Regions from separate parts of the Homo sapiens genome. Here all the other regions are linked to region 1. A link is a contact called in ENCODE Hi-C or POLR2A ChIA-PET data. All regions are on one chromosome and are shown on one strand. The core of a region is the stretch at or near the end of the contact, and the rest is flanking DNA. Distances in the headings are between cores, read along the strand shown. Region 1 has its middle 81 kb from the start of EGFL6. Region 2 holds the start of LINC02154 (long intergenic non-protein coding RNA 2154). Region 3 overlaps LINC02154 (long intergenic non-protein coding RNA 2154). Region 4 holds the start of LINC01203 (long intergenic non-protein coding RNA 1203).

What was found. A loop is a pair of places that touch in the nucleus more often than their neighbours do. ChIA-PET counts read pairs that join two places held with the same protein, here RNA polymerase II (POLR2A). Pooled maps may share reads with other maps.
Region 2: a map of endothelial cell of umbilical vein shows a loop between it and region 1 (5-fold over the local background). The contact joins the promoter of LINC02154 here to the enhancer-like site in region 1. A Hi-C loop is called at or near these places in 3 of 168 maps with a recorded cell type or tissue (chondrocyte, endothelial cell of umbilical vein and mammary epithelial cell) and 2 of 50 pooled maps. POLR2A ChIA-PET finds 5 or more read pairs at or near these places in 1 of 52 experiments (CD4-positive, alpha-beta T cell).
Region 3: a pooled map shows a loop between it and region 1 (5-fold over the local background). The contact joins two enhancer-like sites. A Hi-C loop is called at or near these places in 10 of 168 maps with a recorded cell type or tissue (B cell, Caco-2, Calu3 and 7 more), 3 of 37 single-sample maps with no recorded cell type and 11 of 50 pooled maps. POLR2A ChIA-PET finds 5 or more read pairs at or near these places in 3 of 52 experiments (GM12878, PC-9 and endothelial cell of umbilical vein).
Region 4: a map of PC-9 shows a loop between it and region 1 (11-fold over the local background). The contact joins the promoter of LINC01203 here to the enhancer-like site in region 1. A Hi-C loop is called at or near these places in 5 of 168 maps with a recorded cell type or tissue (B cell, Caco-2, GM12878 and 2 more), 9 of 37 single-sample maps with no recorded cell type and 7 of 50 pooled maps. POLR2A ChIA-PET finds 5 or more read pairs at or near these places in 2 of 52 experiments (activated B cell and endothelial cell of umbilical vein).

The regions. Positions count from the first base shown.
Region 1 is chrX:13,487,014-13,489,802 of GRCh38, reverse strand. No RefSeq gene overlaps it. Among named protein-coding and RNA genes, the nearest start is that of EGFL6, 81 kb to the left of the region's middle. Within about 2 kb of position 1,507, at least 25 of the 41 ENCODE cell types and tissues checked have a DNase peak (open chromatin) inside an H3K27ac peak, as active enhancers do; they include B cell, GM12878, PC-9 and 2 more, where a contact is called at or near this core.
Region 2 is chrX:13,302,114-13,304,880 of GRCh38, reverse strand. It overlaps LINC02154 (long intergenic non-protein coding RNA 2154), which reads left to right and starts at 1,429. Exons shown (of 2, transcript NR_146309.1): 1 at 1,429-1,561.
Region 3 is chrX:13,269,161-13,272,191 of GRCh38, reverse strand. The region is part of intron 1 of LINC02154 (long intergenic non-protein coding RNA 2154); the gene reads left to right. Among named protein-coding and RNA genes, the nearest start is that of LINC02154, 33 kb to the left of the region's middle. Within about 2 kb of position 1,676, at least 2 of the 41 ENCODE cell types and tissues checked have a DNase peak (open chromatin) inside an H3K27ac peak, as active enhancers do; they include PC-9, where a contact is called at or near this core.
Region 4 is chrX:13,333,634-13,336,628 of GRCh38, reverse strand. It overlaps LINC01203 (long intergenic non-protein coding RNA 1203), which reads right to left and starts at 1,388. Exons shown (of 7, transcript NR_045260.1): 1 at 1,317-1,388; 2 at 1,084-1,147; 3 at 932-970; 4 at 169-250.

The DNA of each region.
Region 1 (2,789 bases), core at 258-2,757:
TTAAATCAGCCTCCCCAAGAATTCAGATGGTAGCGTTTTTATGAATAATTTGGTGGGCAGAGGGCTGGGGAATGGGTGCTGCTGATTAGTTAATGATAAAATCATAGGGGTGTGGAAAATAGTCCTTGTGAGCTAAGCCTGCCTCTGGGTGGGGGCCAAAGGACTGGTTGAGTCATGAGTCCCGAGTTCGGGTGGAGTCAGCCGGTTGCTAGAATGCAAAATGAAATCAGAAATGTTTAGAAACATCTAAGTAGGTAGGTAATCCAACTATGACCCTTTGATAATGGGATGAATTCAGCTATAAAGAGGCTATATAACAAAATGCCTTATAAAGTACAAGGTATGACTTTTGTAGAAGATGATAAAAACACTTTTGAAAGTAAAAACTAGGGAGAGAACAAATACTGAAGCATTAATATCGATGTTGTTTGCGGCCTTTCATTTCCAGTCATTTCCATTTGCAAAGTATTAATTATAACCGTGATTAAGTTTGCCTTGTAGATTGCATTTGGATGAACTCTAAGGCAGATGTGCAGATTCATTATTTTATATCTCAGTTAATTTACATGTCCCTAGGAAAGCACATTAAATCATACAACTCATCTTTCATCAGAGTTGAACACTTGTATTTATTTGTTTTAAATTCGTATCTTCATGCAAAGCCATTGCCTTCCATCTCCCTAAGTGAGAACTGTATTTTATTTTTCTTTCCCAAAGAAACAAACTCAGGAATCTAATAATGAACCCAAATTGGTTTACTGGGAAAGGACAGGGAAACAAATGGAGATGCTGTCCAAGTATGCTGCCACCCAAGGAGAACCCTGCTCCCAAGAAGTCGTTTTATTTCTAAGCAAATTGTCCTGAATATATAAAGCTCACAGGCCCTCTTCCAAACCACAATTTTCTCTCAGCAGGACATCTGAAATGGAATTGTGATTGCTGCCTGTGCTATCCCTCAAGTCTCTCTCATCCGACACAGAACCCAGCCTAGTTAAGACGGTCAAAATCCCAAGTTTGGCTTCCCTATTTAATGTGTAAAATGTTTCCTTTTTTGTTTTTTGTTTGTTTGTTTGGAGATGGAGTCTCGCTCTGTCGCCCAGGCTGGAGTACAGTGGCACAATCTTGGCTAACTGCAACCTCTGCCTCCCGGGTTCAAGCGATTCTCCTTCCTCAGCCTCCCAAGTAGCTGGGATTACAGGTGCCCACAACCATGCCCAGCTAATTTTTGTATTTTTAGTAGAGATGGGGTTTCACCATATTGGCCAGGCTGGTCTTGAACTCCCGACCTTGTGATTTGCCCGCCTCAGCCTCCCTAAGTGCTGGGATTACAGGCCTGAGCCACCGTGCCTGGCAAAAATGTTTAAGTCTGATTTACATGGAGCTGGAACGTTTCCTTTGAAATTAAAAACCAAAAATCACAGATGACAGCAGAGGGCACCCTTCCCTCTCATATGCAGTTGACACTCTCACCACCTGGGGAAAAAGATTTTGTTTTTCTGGGTTTCTTGGGGTTGACAATGGACACACACTCCAGTTTGAGATGACACACCCGTTACTGGTTGATCCTGTCTCTCCCCATTCCATTTTCCTTTCCTCTCTGAGCTGACTGACCTTATCTTTGGGGAACCACAGAATAAAAGGAGTGGTTGCCGGCAGAATCCCTGAGGAATGTATTTTTTTCTGTACAGCTTGCAATGCTCCAGAAAGGACTAGAAGTCTTGCTTCTTTGTGGAGGCCTAAATGCGTAGTTGAGATTTGTGTTGGGTCCAGTCCCCCAATTATATTCCCCTAAGGGAAAGCAGACAGGAAGCTATAAAATTCAGAACATTCATGCCCTTAGCCTCCATTTCTCATTGTGCAATCTCCTTGTTTGGGACCCACACTGTTCCTGCTGTCAGCAGTAATGAATGCACACAGCACATGTTGGGGTCAGAATGAAGGATACTTGAGAAACATCAGTTTAGAGAATCGTGGGTGAATGTTAGCCCACATAATCTCCCCCAACAGAAGAGCTGTTTCAGCAGCAGCTGGGAAATGCAGTCAGCATCATGGCTAGAAGGAAAATGAGTGAAATTATTACAGAAAAATGGCAGATTCTAAATATTTTCCTACGAGTCCTTTAAGAAGCAATGCATATGAAAACATTTACTTCTTGGGTCAATATTTTATATTTAATCTAGATAAAATGCCTACTTCCTTTATCTGACTCTCCATTGTTTTTCACGATTGTGGTTTTGATCTGGACTTTTCATCCTGCCCCCAATAGCCCTACAAAGAGGGCTCAAGATTGCCAAATAAGGCAATAGGTTCCTGCCCATCACCACATGTGGTCATGGCTGGGCTATGTGTGGAGGCAGCCAAGGAAACAGGAAAACTACAACCTTTTTTGGAAAGTCTCCTGTCTTTCTGCCTGGAGAAACGTGAGAATTGCTTCAGTGACTCATTCCCTCAAGGTTGTGGGGAGGATGAATTTTGGCTTAAATGCCTTTTAATTTGCAGGTTTAATGGTGAAAGTTACCAATCAGAGCAGGGTATGTATTCATCATCATTCATTTAAAACCTTTTCTTTAATTTGGAGAGCCACCACGTAAGAAATGTTTTGAAGGTGAAACCCCGTCTCTACTAAAAATACAAAAAATTAGCCGAGCGTGGTGGCAGGTGCCTGCAGTCCCAGCTACTCAGGAGGCTGGGGCAGGAGAATGGCGTGAACCCAGGAGGCGGAGCTTACAGTGAGCCGAGATCGCACCATTGCACTCCAGCCTGGGTGACAGAACGAGACTCCGTCTCAA
Region 2 (2,767 bases), core at 180-2,679, 180 kb after region 1:
CGTAGCCTAGCTCCTAGCCAGATCAACATAAAGCCTTATATTAAAAGCCCAATTAACTCAGTTTCTATTACTAGATATAGCATGATCACTTCCAACAGAAAAAAATTATGAGATATGCTAAGGGAAGGAAAAAATAAAGTCTGAAGAGACAAAGCAAGCATCAGTATCTGACTCAGATATATTCAGATTTTGGAATTATCAGATAAGAAACTTAAACAACTATTATTGATATATTAAGGGCTCTGTGGTATAATAAAGAATTTGGCCAGGTATGGTAGCTCAGACCTGTAATCCCAGCACTTTGGGAGGCTGAGACGGGAGGATCACTTGGGCCCAGCAGTTTGAGATCAGCCTGGGCAACATAGTGAGATCACATCTCTACAAAAAATCAAACAATTAGCCAGGCAAGGTGGTATGTACCCATAGTCCCAGCTACTTGGGAGGCTGAGGTGGGAGGATCGCTTGAGCCCAAGAGGTGGAGGTTGCAGTGAGCCAAGATTGCCTTACGGTGCTCCAGCCTGGGCAACAGAGCAAGACCTTGTCTTTAAAAAAAAAAAAAAAAAAGTTTATCTGGCCTTTGATCTTAGTTCCTGACAAAGAACTTCAAACATCCTGGGAATTTCCTGAGAGATAGAAATTATTTGTTATGCTAATGAGGTAACTCATGACAGACTCCTAGTTAGCTTCAGGATGGGAGATGGACACCAGAAAGACCAAACACACGATTAGAAGGCTGGAACTTTGGGCCAGTTTTACCTGCATGGAAAAGAGGGCTAGAGACTGAGCTCAATTATGTGGCCAATTGCATATCCAATCATGCCTGTGTAATCATATTCCACATAAAAAATGTGTACACTGAAACTCAGTGGAGTTTTCTGGTTGGTGAACATACTGGTGTACAGGGAGGATGATGCACTCAGATTCCTTGGGAAGAGAGTATGAAAATTTTGCATCCAGAGCCCTTCCAGATCTTGTCCTAAGTGTATACTTTATAATAAAACTCTACATGTAGAGTTTTACACATAGTCTACTTTCAGTGAGTTCTGAGCCATATCGAATTATCAAAACTGAGGTAGTTATGGGAACTCCCAAATTTATAATCAGTCAGAGGTGCAGGGAGCCTGGGGACTGGGGACTCCACTTGTGGCTGGCATCTGGAATAAGAAGCAGTCTTGTGGAGGACTGAGCCATTAATTTGTGGAATTTGGTGCTAACTCTAGGTCATTAGTGCCAGAATTGAATTGTAGTACTCCAGGTAGTCAAAACAGAAAAAGCCTGATATGGTTTGGCTGTGTCCCCACCCAAATGTAATCTTGAATTGTAGCTCCCACAATTCCCATGTGTCATAGGAGGGACCCAGTGGGAGGTAACTGAATCATGGGGGCGGGCCTTTCCCATGCTGTTCTTGTGATAGTGACTAAGTCTCATGAGATCTGATGGTTTTATAAAGAGGAGTTCCCCTGCACAAGCTCCCTCTCTTGCCTGCCACCATGTAAGAAGTCCCTTTGGTCTTCCTTTGTCTTCTGCCGTGATTGTGAGGCCTCCCCAGCCATGTGGAACTGTGAGTCCATTAATCTCTTGCCTTTATAAATTACCCAGTCTCAGATATGTCTTTAATAGCAGTGTGAGAACAGACTAATACGAAGCCCTAGTGGAAACAATAGACAACATGAAGGCACAGGTGGGTAATGTAAGCACAGAGATGAAAACCCTAAGAAAGAATCAAAAGGAAATGCTAGAAATAAAAAAACATTGTGACAGAAATGAAGAAATGAAGAATGTATTTAAAGGCTCATCAGCAGGTTGGAAATGTCTGGGGAAAGAATTAATGAGCTTGGTGATAGGTCAACAGAAACTTTCCAAACTGGAAGGCAAAGAGAAAAAAAGAATGGGAAAAATAACGAAATATCCAAGAAGTGTATAATCATTACAAAAGGTGTAACATATACATAATGGGAATACTAAAAGGAAAAGAAAGAGAAAGAAGAACAGAAGAAATATTTGAAGTAATAATAGCTCAGAATTTTCTGAAATTATTGAAACACATCAAAACACAGATCCAGGAAGGTTAGACAACACCAAGCAAGACAAATCCAAAAAATCGACATCTAGGCATTTCACATTCAAACTGCAGAAAATCAAAAGCTAAGAGAAAATCTTGAAAGAAATGAGAGAGTTGGGGGAAGCATTACCTATAAAGCAACAAGGATAAGAATTACATCAGACTTCTCATCGGGGACCATGCAAGCAAGAAGAGAATAAAGTGAAATATTGAAAGTGTTGAAAGAAAAATAAAGAAAAACACAAGCTTAAAATTCTTCATCCAGTGAAGTTATCCTTCTAAAGTGAAGAAGGAAAAAAAGACTTTCTCAGACAAAAACTGAGGTAATTTGTTGCCAGTAGACTTGCCTTGCACGAAATACTCAAATAAGTTCCTCAGAGAGAAGGAAATTGATATAGGTCAGAAATTCAGATCTGATCTGAAAGAAAGAAAGGAAGGAAGAACATTAGCAGGGAATCAACAAGATTTAAACAAGATCTTTCATTTTTCATATTTTAAATTGATTTAATAAATAACTGTTCAAAGTAAGAGTAATAGCAACAATGTATTGGGTAGTTATAGCTTATGGATGAGTGAAATGAATGACAGCAATGGTACAAGGAATGGAAGAAAGTAATTGGAAATGCTTTGTTATAAGGTATCTGCATTACCCGTGAAGCATTATAGTATTATTTGAAAGTGTACTTAGATTAGTTGTAAATATAT
Region 3 (3,031 bases), core at 427-2,926, 220 kb after region 1:
AGAGAAGGTGGGAACACGGAGGTAACAGAGGTAGCTGCTACTACTGAAGACAACAGCCACTCCCAGGCCTGCGGGGAAAAAAAAAATGGAAGAACTTGGGGTTAACAGAACCTAAAATCTATGAGGCGAACCCTCGAAGGGCTGGGGCCCAGGCCTCTGAGGAAGTAGCTCTCACTCAATCAGCTGGTGCTGGTACCTTTAAGGGTCGAAAAATAATGCAGGTAATAATAATAATAATTTAGGTAGCAGTTTGATGTTTTAGTTCTACAAAAAAAAAGTGAGAAGTGCCTTTTCCTAGACGGAAACAAACATTTTCTTTTGCTATAAAGGGAATGGGAAGTAGGATTAGGACCTCACACCACGGAAGTTCAGAATGGTTTAAGTGTTTGTAAGGAACGGAAAAAACTAAGCATGGTCATGGAGGAATTTTAAGGAAATAGAAACTATTGCTTCACCTCCTTTTTCCTGGAATGTGTCAGTGTGTATTGCCATATAAATATATTAATAAATATGCATGTAATATCTGTGTTAAAGGTTGCATTAGTTCCTACTTATCTACCCCCATTCACTCAAATCCAAAAGACATATGGACATCAACTTCCTGTTTCACTTAGTGAAATCAGGAAACTCTTATTCATTTTTCATAACATTTTATTTATTATTATTATTGTATTATTATTGTTTTGAGACAGAGTCTCACTCTGTCACCCAGGCTGGAGTGCAGTGGCATGATCTCAGCTCACTATATATAGTATATAGTAAAACCCTGTCTCTACTAAGAAAAAGACAGAGTCTTGCTCTGTTGCCCAGGCTAGAGTGCAGTGGCATGATCTCAGCTTACTGCAACCTCTGCCTTAGTGGTTCAAGTGATTCTCGTGCCTCAGCCTCCCAAGTAGCTGGAATTACAGATACCCACCACCATGCTCGCTAATTTTTGTATTTTTAGTAGAAACGGGGTTTCGCCATGTTGGCCAGGCTGGTCTTGAACTCCTGACCTCAAGTGATCCACTCGCCTCGGCCTCTGAAAGTGCTGGGATTACAGAAGAGAACCACCATACCCGGCCTAAAGGTGCTTTTATGACCCCAAATAGGATGAATCATAAAGGAAACATTCGAAGCTTCAAACACGGGATTAAAATTTGGATAAAATGAAAAAAATGAAAGAATATTGTAAAAGGTTCTAAATTATATTCTTGGTTTTGTTTTAGCCAATGGCATCCTCTTTTGAACTATTGGATCTGCTTTTTAATATTTATGTTTTAAGAAGGGTTCCTGTTTGGATGAAGTACAACTGGAAAACCATGTGGTTATAACAAAACTTCTCTGGAGGTCGTGTACTTAATTTCAAGACAAGTTCCTCAGAGAAAATCGCCTTTTGAGCTTTGAGCTTCTAGTCTTAAAGATTCAAATTATGATAATAATATCACAGATGCACATAATAATATGTTGAGAAAATTGCTCCCACTTTATTCTGGACTGTTTCAGAAGTAGTCTCTACCAGTAATCTTTTTATTCATAGTTAGGCTCACAGCTAGTTTCATGTCACATGTCCTCTTCGGACAAACCCAGGAAATAATTCTAAATCCTGTAACTTCTGAGTAGTAAGGTTGGATTGTGTTTCATCATAATGCCTAGCATTTATCATATCCAGAGGATGTATAAACTGGTTCTACAAAAAAGACCTGACACACCTTGTGAATAAGCACTTTCCTCATGTACAGCCTGTTGAACTGATGCTGTTAATGGGAAGGTAGATTTAGAATCCATTGAGCTCAAGCCAAAAAAATACTGCAAAATATTCTCTTACAATTTTCCCTTTGCAGTTTTCCAGCTGGGATCTTTGCCTGTTGTTTATATGGTAAAGCTCCTGAAAGCATTTCCATCTCAAGCTTCTTCCCTTTCAATTTGATCCTAGATTTTCCAAAAAGAAACCTTTCCAAGAGTCACAGATGTAAAATAACCAGTCATCCTCATTTCCTGGGACTTGAGACTTTCAGTGCTTAAACTGGGCAAGTCGCTGGCAAACTAGGATGAGTTTGTTATAGGGGCACATGATGGTGGCTTCCATGCAGGCTTTGAGTAAAAACTTCTTCAGCAGGTCTCCTTATTGCCTGGGTTCAGTCTCTCTGTATAGCAATATCTTTTAACAGTTGTTATATAAAAGCACGTAATTTTCTTTTTATCCAAATATATGTTTTAATTGTTTAACACAGGGATCATCAAACCCTGCCCTTACCTGGTTTTCACAGACAGGGGCCAGGGTCTTGCTCTGTCACCCAGGCTGGAGTGCAATGGCATAATCATAGCTCACTGCAGCCTCAAACCCCTGGGCTCAGGCTTTCCTCCCGCCTCAGCCTCCAGAATTGCTGGGACTACAGGTGTGTGCCAACGCACTGGCAAATTGTTTTTATTTTTTACTTTTGTACAGACAGGGTCTTGCTGTGTTGCCCAGGCTGGTCTCAAACTCCTGGCTTCAAGCAATCGTCCTGTCTCAGCCTTCCAAAGTGTTGGGATTACAGGCATGAGCCACTGTGCCTGGCCCTATTTTTCACATTTTTAAATGATATTTTTTTAAAGATTTTGCAATTTTCTTTTCTGTGGCTTACCTTCAAAGCCTAAAATAATTGCTATCTGCCTCTTTACAGAAAAATTTGCTGATCTCCAGTATAAGATATATTTAGCTATAGAAAACAGCCAAAACACTAGGCCCATTTTCCTGATATGATCAAATTTATGTCTGAATTACAAATTGCCAAAAAAACTTTATAAATTCTTTTTCATTTTGCCATACAGTGCTTTATAAATTTATGAAAAATATACAATGTTAAACAGTTTAATATTTTTCTAAGTTCATAATTATGACTCATTTTTCTAAGTTGAACAGAAACAGTAGAAATCATAACCAAGCCCCCTCATTTTACAGGTGAATAAACTGAGGCTGGGAAGAGTAAAGGAAGAGCTCACCCACAGAGCTCACCCACAGCTGGTGGGGAAAGAGCCAGAACTAAGAACCCCACCTGGATCCCAGCAT
Region 4 (2,995 bases), core at 139-2,638, 150 kb after region 1:
TGCATATATGTCTATCAGTACAAGTGTTAAATACACATTATCTCAAAAGAAAAATACATTAAAAACTCATGGTTCCTGTTAGTAGTAGGGATAATTTAATTTTTAAACTGCATACATGCCATAAACAAGGTTTATGTAACGGCCTTGAAAACACCATTCATTACTTACATGACTGAAAAGACGAAGGCATCTAATGAGTTAGAGTCACACCATCTCATGCCTGTATACTATCAAACAACTTTTGGGAAGCCTGAAAAAGACAAACACAGTAACACTGTGTTAGAGGGACCATACTTGCTTACCTAAAAATCTGAAGAACAGGTGGTCTGTAGTGTGGTAAGACCCAATTTATCACTGACCTGGTTACTACCAAGAACACATAAATGACCACTGTTAGGTTCACTATGATTTCATGACTATGGGTACCTGAAGAAACACATTCAATGATGAATGTGTTTAATGAAACACGCTGTTTTACCTGCAAAAAAGGACGGGGCACCTGCAACTTGTATCAGTCATTTTCCTCATTAGAGGAACCACCAACACTACCTCGATCTTAGTAGAACTTTGAGATCAACACTAATGTTAGAGATACCATCATCGCTTGACTTAGAAATCTCATTGTTCATACTATAATGTGGAAGAGTAGGATAACTCACCTGGATACCGGCATAGCCCTCCTTAGAGACTAATGTTAAACACACATTATATCTCTTTTATTTTTTTAAGAGACAGGGTTTTGTCCTGTTACCCAAGTTGGAGTGCAGTGGTGTGATCACAGCTCACTTCAGCCTCAACCTCCTGGGCTCAAGTGATCCTCCCGCCTCAGCCTCCAGAGTAGCTCATACTATAGGCACATGCAACTATGCCCAGCTTGGTTAGATACTACACATTATATCTAAACTGTAAAATAATAAGGGCTAATGCTTACTAGCCTTGGTTGGGAAAACATCATTTCTTAACTGAATGCCTGCAAAAAAACCATGGTAACACAAAAGTTAGAAGCACCATCCACACTTAATTATAGATCTGATGATCAGATTGTTTTCTGAGTGCTTGCTTAAGGCCCACGTCATTACTTACCTGGATGCAAGCAAAGTCTCATTCTTGATCATGATGAGGTTTACCATGTCTTCTTGACAGGATCCTAAAAACACATTATGACAAATGTGTGTAGACACAGCTTTTTTCCTTGAACCCCACAATTAAGCTTATTCACTACCATCATTCCAAGAACCATCAAGTATACCTGGAATCTTGCAGTACTGCAAGGTCTATAGCACTGTTACAGATACCATTTTCTCTCTACTACTTACCTGCAAACAAACCCACAATTGCTACTATGACATGCAACTCCATGGTTAATTCCTTGGATAGCAAATAGCTCGCCAATCACAAAGTTAAACATAAATTTTCTCTAAAATATAAAACAGCAGGATAACATGGTTGCTGTAGTTAGTAAAGACTATCATTTCTTACTTGAGTACCTATGGAAAAAAATCACACAGTAAAAAAGTTTAGGTAAATGTATAACACTTACTTAGATATATGAAGATCTGGCCGGGCGTGGTGGTGCACGCCTGTAATTCCAGCACTTTGGGAGGCCAAGGTGGGTGGACTGCTTGAAGCCAGGAGTTCGAGACCAGCTTGGCCAACGTGCCAAAACCCCATCTCTCAAAATACAAAAATCAGCAGGATGTGGTGGTGCACACCTGTAATCCCAGCTATTCAGGATGCAGAGGCACGAGAATCGCTTGAACCTGGGAGGTGGAGGCTGCAGTGAGCCGAGATCACCCCACTGCACTCCAGCCTGGGTGACAAAGCGAGACTCTGTCAAAAAAAAAAAAAAAAAAGATATAAGAAGATCTGATGGTCTATGATGTGGTTAAAGAACACATCATCACTTGCCTGCATACCAGAAATGTCTGCCATACCAACCATTGTTAGGTTTATCAGGGTCTCACTACAGAAACCTGAAATACACATTGTGAAATATGTGTTAAAGGACACAAACATTTCCACCAAGACATCTGAAAATAACCTTCGTCACTCCATCATTACAGAACACATAAACTCTACCTGGATACTTGTAATAATGCAAGATCAATACCACTGTCAGGTAAGACGGTCATTTCTTGACAGGACACCTGTAAAAATCCCCTGGTTACTGCTGTGGTAAGAAACACCAATAACCAGGATAGGCACTATCACTCAAAACTCAGAGGTTAATCATAAAGTTATTCTAAAATATAAAAAGTGAGAAAAATAATGTTTTTTTAAATTGGTAAGAGCTCTATCATTTCTTACTTGAACAGCTACAACAAAATCATAGTAACAGAAGTGTTAGGGACACCACCACTTACCTATATAAGGGAAGATCAGATGGGCTGGGCTGTGTTTTAGGCCCACATTATCATGCACATCCATACGAGCAATGACCCCTGTTAACTATTACTGATAGGCTCACTGTGACCTCTTCAAATGAACCTAAAAAATATACTGTTGAAAATGTGTTTCCTAAATGTCTCATTCTACCTGTACACCTGCAAATTCCCTTCGTCTCTTTCATCATTTCAGGGCCTATCAAAGGTAACTGGATGCTTGCATAATGCCAAGGGAAAACACTCGTAAGAGAAACTTTCCTCTCTTGAAGTGATACCTACAAAAATCTCAGCATTACAGTGATGGACAATATGATAAATTACCTGGATACTCGCATATCCATATATCACTACAATTGATAAATACACATTATGTCTAAACAAGAACACAGTAAAATCTCACTCTTACTAGTAATGTTAGGGAAAAAGTAATTTCTTAACTGCATGCATGACAAACACAAGGTTACAAGAAGAGTCTCAAAAAAATCATTAATCACCTACATATCTGAAAATAGGAAGGTTGCTAATGTGTTAATATCACATAATCTTCTACCTGTATACTAGGAAAGAACTTAACAGGATACCTGCAGGAATACATGGTAGACAAGTGTTAA